Linked DNA regions of Homo sapiens: region 2 is linked to region 1. A link is an interaction called in ENCODE POLR2A ChIA-PET data of the cell type or tissue named here. Cell type or tissue: PC-9. All regions are shown on one strand. Links, peaks and the distances in the headings refer to the core of each region. The heading gives the core; the rest is flanking DNA. Region 1 has its middle 59 kb from the start of LINC02101. Region 2 has its middle 90 kb from the start of LINC02225.

The links. ChIA-PET counts read pairs that join two places held together with the same protein. Peaks named below come from ENCODE experiments on the same cell type or tissue, not always from the same donor. Only the 100,000 strongest peaks of a DNase experiment are listed, where the experiment ranks them.
Region 2: POLR2A ChIA-PET joins it to region 1 with 6 read pairs; 2 of 35 experiments call an interaction of 5 or more read pairs at or near these places.

The regions. Positions count from the first base shown.
Region 1 is chr5:58,178,802-58,183,209 of GRCh38, reverse strand. No RefSeq gene overlaps it. Among named protein-coding and RNA genes, the nearest start is that of LINC02101, 59 kb to the right of the region's middle. In PC-9, for the core only: no CTCF peak of the experiment used is centred there; no DNase peak of the experiment used is centred there; H3K27ac peaks cover 373 bases.
Region 2 is chr5:57,807,120-57,811,527 of GRCh38, reverse strand. No RefSeq gene overlaps it. Among named protein-coding and RNA genes, the nearest start is that of LINC02225, 90 kb to the left of the region's middle. In PC-9, for the core only: no CTCF peak of the experiment used is centred there; no DNase peak of the experiment used is centred there.

The sequences.
Region 1 (4,408 bases), core at 220-4,219:
ACCCATAAATAGTGTGCATTACTAAATAGCCCTTTACATTAAAGAAAATATTGCATTCTTTTTTAAAGATCATACTAATAAAAATAGTGATCTAGTTTTTAGGCACTTAAAGTTGCCCATTTAATTGCATTAGGGTTTTTCAGTGACTCAGATTGGGAGTTTTAATTTTAACTTTTAGCTTAATAGTGTCAGTGTTTCCATGGCCACAGCCTGACTTTGAGGTGAATACCTGGCCTAAGGAGTTAATTGAATAGTGCCATTTGCTGCTCCCACCTCCCCACTCATGAGACACTGACTGGACCAACAGCACTCGAGACTAGACATGGTACAGATGGTGCCTGTCTAAAGTCACTTTCTGACAGTCAGGACATCACGGCCACAAATATACAGAAAAACTACAACTCAGAGTTTAGACACCAAAGAGGAAGCAGTAACTATTCAATCCTTTGTGTTATAAGCAGTCACATAATGGAGCTCCTGAGAACACAGGGTTCTGTGATGATGGAAGTTAGTGGTTGAATAGACACGAGGGCTCTGCCCACTGTTAGCTATTATGCAGCATCTGAGTGTGCTCCTGAACAGGCTGCACATTCTGCTCTTCTAGGAATCTGTGGCCTTAAAGACCAGATATTTGGACCAGAGGCAGCTTTGTCCTTAAAGAGACATGTGAGTGTTTTCCAGATGAAGAATGACGTGAACTGCATGATTTATTCCCTCTTACTTCTGTACAGAGCACTTGTGTTTCTCCCCATCTTGAACAATGCAAGGCCAGTTTTGCATTGCTCTTTCTCTTCTATGTCTCAAAGGATTAGAAAAAGCATTGCATATATCAGAGATTAAGCTAATGATTTTCTAGAAAATGTGAAGAAAGGTCAATCCAAATTTTCAATTTTATATCTGCAAATATCCTGTGGATCTCTGCTTCTCAAAACAAATGGCTTTTCCTACTGGGGCAAATCCAGTTTCTGGTTTACTTGTCTGCTGCCCCAACCCTCTTTTCTCTCTAACTGCCACAAGTAAAACCTTTCTGTTTGGTATAAGCTAACTAAGAGATTTGGCTCCCAAGGAAGTTTTCTTAGAGATTGTAGATAAAGAAATGCAAACAGTCACATTTCTTTAGCACGGAAATTTGTACTTCCTTGGATAATGGTTTCAGCATTTTATAGGTGAGTTGCTTGCTGACTGTTCATTATCATTTAGTCAGAAACAACATCTGTCCTGGGAAGGCCGGGAGGAAACCTCTTTGGGTTGCTTATTAGTTTTCCTTTCTCTGTTGCATGTTTAGTGACAAGTTACATCTTTTAGACTATCCGTATTTGTGGAGCCAGAAGATATTCGTCCTTTAAAAAGAGGTTTTGGTTTTGTGAACTTTTCTGGTCAACTTGTGGGAAAGCCCTTTTCCTGGATGGGTCAGCCCCTCCTTAAAGGGGAGACAGCCAGTGCTTCCTTGCCCTGAGCTGTGATTCCACCTCCCCAGATACTGGCTCCCTGAGGAAAAGCAAGGTGAAAATGAACAATTTTCTAAAGTTAAAAAGGATAGAAAGGTCTTCTACGGTTTCAAGTACAAAGCAAAATAAAATTGCGACATGAGCTCCAGAGCCAGCTTGTTCTTTCACTGGACCCAGCAAAGTGGAAGAGGAGAGCCATGCCCTGAGACAAAGGACAAGGCATCCACCAATCAGTATTTGGAATATTTAAATCTCAATGCTGGAGGCCAAATAAACCTATGGCTCATAACAGGCACATATGTAAGAACACCAACCATATTTGTATTAATTGTTTGCAATAGTGTTGGCCAAACTCAGAACCTCTTGGGAAAGTTTTTTAAAGTACCTACTGCTGAATCAGAATCTCTGGGGCCAGGGAGCTGCAGTTTTCTTTTTTCTTTTTAACTTTTAAGTTCAAGGGTACATTTGCAGGTTTGTTACATAGGTAAATTTGTGTTATGGGGGTTTGTTGTACAGATTATTTCATCACCCAGTATTAAATTTAGTACCCATTAGTTATTTTTCCTAATCCTCTCCCTCCTCCCACCCTCCCTGTCCCCAATAAGCCCCAGTGTGTGTTGTTCCCCTCTATTTGTCCATGTGTTTTCATCATTTAGCTCCCACTTATAAGTGAAAGCATGTGGTATCTGGTTTCCTGTTCCTGTGTTAGTTTGCTAAGGATAATGTCCTCCAGGTCCAACCATGTTCCTGCAAAGGGCATGATTTTTTTATGGGTGAATACTATTCCACAGTGTATATGTACCACATTTTCTTTATCCAGTCCATTATTGATGGGCATTTGGGTTGATTCCATGTCTTTGCTAATGTGAGTAGTTGCTGCAGTGAACATACATGTGCATGTGTCTTTATCATAGAACAGTTTATATTCCTGTGGGTATATACCCAGTAATAGGATTGCATTTTTCATAACCACCCAAAAGAGTTTTATGAACTCTCTTCTTCCAAAACCCCAGTTTATATGTCATATAGTGTTACACTTTTAGTTATATGAAATAAGCTACTATATTTTCTCTCTGAAGCCATTGCAGGATTGGAGAGTGAAACACTGAGAGTACATGTTCTTAATTCCCCTCAAAATATCAGTTTATAGTCTTTGAGACATTCGGGCCATGTTGTCTTGAGACATTCTTTATTTTTGTTATACTTTATGAAAAAAAACAACTATAAAAAGAAGCTATTCGCTTGTTTAAGGAGAAACTGAAGACTCTGAATTGTTCGAAAGCTAACAACGTCAGACAACTTAAATACCAAATATACTGGGCCATCAACTGTGAGTCAAATCCTTAAGATGATCCCTGTATATAAATGAAGCTAATCAGTGACTATTCGACTATCGCCTTGATTCAATCAAACTTATATATTTGAGTTAATTGATTATATATGGACACTAAAATAGAATCATTGTAACAAAAGAAAAATCAAATATGAAATGATTAATTATGGAGCCCGTTTATATAAGAACTTTCTCTTTGACATTTACATTGATTTTTTTTCTGACCTTAAGAATGGAAGGTAAACAGAGAACTTCTAGTGAATCTCCGAAACTGAGTATCTTGTCCCAAATTCAGCTCAACTTGAAAGTCTTCATCTACCAAGTCACATATGGCTTAGCAACCACTGATTTCATTTTTTATAACTCAAGAAAATTAATTTGTGGGGACCCACATCTCCAAAAGTTTTATTGACTAATCTTAGTCACCAAACTTTGTGTAAGGAAGCTTCTGGTAAAGGCAGACTGCCTTCTGCCTTTGCTTAGTATTCTTTAAAAATGAACTGCTTGTTCTACACCACTTATGTTTTTTTTTATAGTGAACATTATAAACTAAGAGAAACAGCTGAATAAAGCCATATGACACGATTAGGAACAGTTAACAGAGACTCTAGTCTCTATAAATCCACTGCTTGTTCCAAAAGATACCAATTAGTTTTTGCTGTCTTCATTGGTTGGCATCACATAGACACAGCTGAAGTTCAAAACACTAGAACAATACCAATTAGACCTTACGAAGAAGGAGGAGATGATAGGAAGGGCCAGTTCTTGGATTTTAAGTTAATATAAAACATATATTGAAAAACTGTTCTGTAAAGCTATAAACTATACCATATTTAAGGACATAATATGTAATAGTGAATATATGTTTTTGGCATATTATATCTAGACTAAGAGAACTTTATTAAATATGCACCACCTATAGTTTATTTTTTATCAGCAGAAATCAAAGTTAATACAGTGCAAACAGTTATTATAAAATATTCATACAATTATCAAAACTTGATAAACAGGAGTACACTGGAACATGGTAACTCTGAGCTTATTATGGCTTTTAGTAAAAACATTCCTGGGGCAATTTAATATTGATATTAAAGTAATTTATTAAAATTAGGATAATCATGATGAAAAAGCAAGCAACTTGAATAGTTTCCTTCCTGAGTGAAATAATGCCTATTCTATTGCTGTTACTGACCTTTGAAGGTCTAACTGAATATTGATAGGCAAATAACAGTTATATTTCAATTATATAAAAGTTCAACATAAGAAATATATTCTATGAGCATTCTCTCCTCCTCCTTTTCTAACTGAGCCCATAGGAAAGGAGCTTTCTCTTTGGAGGAGGTCATGCAAGCTTTAATCCCTTCTCTCTCTACTTCTCCTGTGGGACAAATGGCCTATCTAACTAACAAGGTGGAAGAAGAAACCTAGCATATATGCCCTAGCCCAATCGGGGATCTTTTAAAAAGTGGCTCATGCCTAAAATGCACTTATTTGTCTCCTGTACATACATTGGACAGCTGTTTTGGAAAAAGAATTTGTAAACCCATTTAAACATGGATCCATACTTTGTGTGTACTTTTCAATGAACTCAATCCCTCATAAAAGTGATAGTTTTTATTTCTATCTG
Region 2 (4,408 bases), core at 133-4,132, 370 kb after region 1:
TTCTTATGAAATACATTTATAAAAATAAAACTATTTGAAATTTTAGTGATCAACATCCATTTAGTTGCTAATATTAAAGAATTGGCTCCACTGTGTTACAGCTAGACCTATGTTTATTTATAAGCTCTATGAATTATTTAATATTGTAAAATGTTCCTTGTTCTCCATGTGCAAGAGTGACACATAATGTGCTAATTTAAAAGTACTTCCTGAGCCATGAACTGTAAATCAGAAGCAACATAAAATAGATGCTAGCACTACTGGTAGTTTGCTATAGTTGAATTTATTGCATTTATGCTGAGAGAAAGAATATGACAAGTTAAAATAATTTTTTCTTTTTTTATTACACTTTAAGTTATACAGTACATGTGCACAACGTGCAGACTTGTTACATATGTATACATGTGCCATGTTGGTGTGCTCCACCCATTAACTCATCATTTACATTAGGTGTATCTCCTAATGCTATCCCTCCCCCCTCTCCCCACCCTACAACAGGCCCCAGTTTGTGATGTTCCCCTTCCTGTGTCCATGTGTTCTCATTGTTCAATTCCCACCTATGAGTGAGAACATGCCGTGTTTGGTTTTTTGTCCTTGTGATAGTTTGCTGAGAATAATGGTTTCCAGCTTCATCCATGTCCCTACAAAGGACGTGAACTCATCATTTTTTATGGCTGCATAGTATTCCATGGTGTATATGTGCCACATTTTCTTAATCCAGTCTATCATTGTTGGACATTTGGGTTGGTTCCAAGTCTTTGCTATTGTGAATAGTGCCGCAATAAACATACGTGTGCATCTGTCTTTATAGCAGCATGATTTATAGTCTTTTGGGTATACACCCAGTAATGGGATGGCAGAGTCAAATGGTATTTCTAGTTCTAGATCCCTGAGGAATCGCCACACTGACTTCCACAATGGTTGAACTAGTTTACAGTCCCACCAACAGTGTAAAAGTGTTCCTATTTCTCCACATCCTCTCCAGCACCTGTTGTTTCCTGACTTTTTAATGATCGCCATTCTAAGTGGTGTGAGATGGTATCTCATTGTGGTTTTGATTTGCATTTCTCTGATGGCCAGTGATGATGAGCATTTTTTCATGTGTCTTTTGGCTGCATAAATGTCTTCTTTTGAGAAGTGTCTGTTCATATCCTTCACCCACTTTTTGATGGGGTTGTTTTCTTCTTAAAATAATTTGTATTTTCTTTCTTAAGAGCTTCCACTGCTCAAATCCTCCTGATACTCCAAAGAGGCATCCAAATGCAACATGGACAGGGGCACCATCCTTCAATGTTCATGGCGTTTGGGGATTTGGGGCAGCCACTTTTTCTTTCAAGGTAATAGGGCAAGAGATGTGGAGAAGGATTTCCTTGGGCCATAAGAACATCTGTGCAGGTACTGAGCTCTGGATCCTAAGTGAAAGAGATGCCTATGAGTTTTTAAATAATTTTTAATGTAGATTTATGACATGTAGGATCCTTAAAAACTTAAGAACTCAGGGGAGAAACACCTTTAATCCAAGTCCAAGGCCATTACTATCCAACACCTTGCACACTACCTTATGTATAGTGAGGTTCGATAAATGCCTTAGTTATTACAAAAGTTATTAATTAATTATAAATATGTGGAGTGAGGAGAATATAAAAGAGCTAAACTTTGAAGACTGCTAAAAGGGAGTTTCATAATCCTAGAAAAATAGATTTGTAGAAAAAAACGAGGATGAATTTATCTCTAAAAAGTGAAAGTTTGATGTATTGGTAGAATTTCTATAAGGAAGTGTCTGTTAAGCAACTGAAAATCATAGCCTTGATCAAAATAAAATAATCAGTAAAGGCTGAAATATTATGACTCATACCTTAGGGTTTGTTTGTTTGTTTTTGGAAAAGTTAAAAAAATACAAAGTATTCCACAAAATAATGCATGAGGTTCCTATTTTAAAGATGGTGGTGGAAGGTGGGTGTTTCTGTCTTTCTTTCCTAAGAATAAAATCAAAACTCAGAATGCAAACTTCATTTTTGGTAAAAATAGAAAACAGCTGAAGTGCCAAACTACAAAATAGGTCTAGAGGACTGTTCACGTCTTGTTAAGGGCAGTGCAGAAAGAATCAGGTGGAGGGACTCACAGCAGTAGGTCTAGGGGGAAAAAACAGTAAAGATATTTTCTTGAAAGAGAAGAACACAACCTGAGTCCCAGTTGCTAAATCCTTTGTTTTTAACAGCTGGACAATGGTACACACACTGGGGGCAGCAGCAAATAAGGGTGGAGCTAAAAACAAAAATCACATAGTCAAGCTATATTTCCAGGAAGCTGGCTGTCTCTGCAGCAGCAAGGCAGACGAGAGACCTTACACTGTAAACAATCCCAAAGCTGGGGAGAAGTAAATGCTATATGAACTTCCTACACACCCAAGGATAAGAAAACTCCAGTTAGCCTGGGATTCTGTGCTCGCTCCTCTGCACATCAATTTCCTATCAATACCTGATCCAGGGAAATTTTACCTCCTTCAAAGATGAACACTGAACATAAAAAGCAGCAAAATTTCTATACAAAATTTTGACAAGAGAAAAATGCAGAAAGAAATATATAAAATAAAAGTCAAAAAAGAAAAGCCACTAGAAAAAATTAGCACATAACAGATAAAAATTGTACCAAAATATACCATCATGAATAGCCCCTCTGAATTAAAGGATTAATTATCCCTATAAAAAAAAAGGAGACAAAACAGAAATATAAAGGTTCACAGATGAAATGCTGATGAAAGAGGAGACAAAATGTGAACAAAAGAGCTCGGGAAAAAAAATGAAACAAAACACATAAATGAAGACAAAACTGGAAGAAACGTAAAACGGGAAGTTTTAAAAACACAATAATAGGAATAAATAATGATGTAAGAAAATAAAAAGGAAATAATAATTTTTTTTCAATTCAAGAGAAACTGACAGGGAGAATAGATAAAGGGGATTACATGCATAATTGAAGTCGCCAAAGAAGAAATCTACAAATAATTAAATAGCATAAATTTATAAGAATAAAATTCAAGAAAACATTTCTAAAATTAAAGAAGACTTGAAGTTAAATATTGATATGACACATCATGTCCCTGAGAATATTGACCCCAATGGGTCAACATGAGTCATATCCCAGTTAAAAGGACTTCAAATATAAAGAAATATTCCTTTGACAGTCAAAAACTTAAAGAAATTATTATTAAACACATGAAAGCTGCCTTTCGCATTCATAAGAAGAAAAATTCAAGTTAGAATTGTATTGATATGTAATTTTTCATCTATAAAATTGGCAAGAAAACAGATAATGTACCCTTGGCGATGATGTAGAGATAACAGGCACACTGATAGTCAAAGTATAAATTGGTATGACTCCTATTATGATAAATTTGCTTATATCCATGCCAATTTCAAATGAATATCACCTAGAAATGGCAATTTCTCTTTCAGAAATTTATTGTATAAACATCATCTTAAACATGTGAAATAACATACATATATAAGTTTTTTGCAATATTATTTATAACAGCAAACAATTAAAACCACACACACACACACACCCCTTCACATAATGGAATACCATACAGTCTTAAAATGAATGAAGAAGCTCTTTATGTATTAATATGGGGTGATATTCAAAATATAGTATGAAGTGGAAAATATCAATGTGTGGAACAACTCATATTCTGTCATCCAAGTGATAAAGATAAATATAAGAAGGTATGTTTGTGTACATGAGTGTGCTAGATCTATTCTTGTGAATCTCAGGAAGAATACATAAAATGATAACATGAGTTGCCTCTGGGAAGGGGAACTGGGAAAGGGCTAAAAAAATACAGTTGAGTTTGAAAATTTGGAAACCACATTAAGATTCTTACATGCATTTACATACTATTTAGGTTTGGTAGGCAATCATCTACTAAAGCCAATACAATTATAGTGGCCTGAATAATTTAATGTGGATCAAGGAACAATCTGTAGACTAGAAACAGTTGATTATTCCAGGGCTGGCCAATAAAACTTTCTGCAGTGATTAAAATGTTCTATAATTCTGCACTATCTTATATGGTAGTCACTAGCACATCTAGCTACAGCTTTTAAACACTTGAAATGTGGTTACTGTAACTAAGGAATTATTTATTTTATTTTATTTAATGTTTTTCCACTTAAATTGAAATGGCTACCTGTGGCTAGTGGCTACCATATGGGACAGCAGAGCTTTATACTAAAAAATACTGAGCTCTAAGTATTAAAATACTGAGCTTTGAAGACAGAATATTTATGACATTAACATGAATAATTTATACTTTTCTCATGCAATACAATGCTCTGTATACAAAAGCCTAGTCTTCAGCTGGGTAGGTTTGTTGCTGTTTCTCAAATTCCTCCAAGCCCTGGCCAGA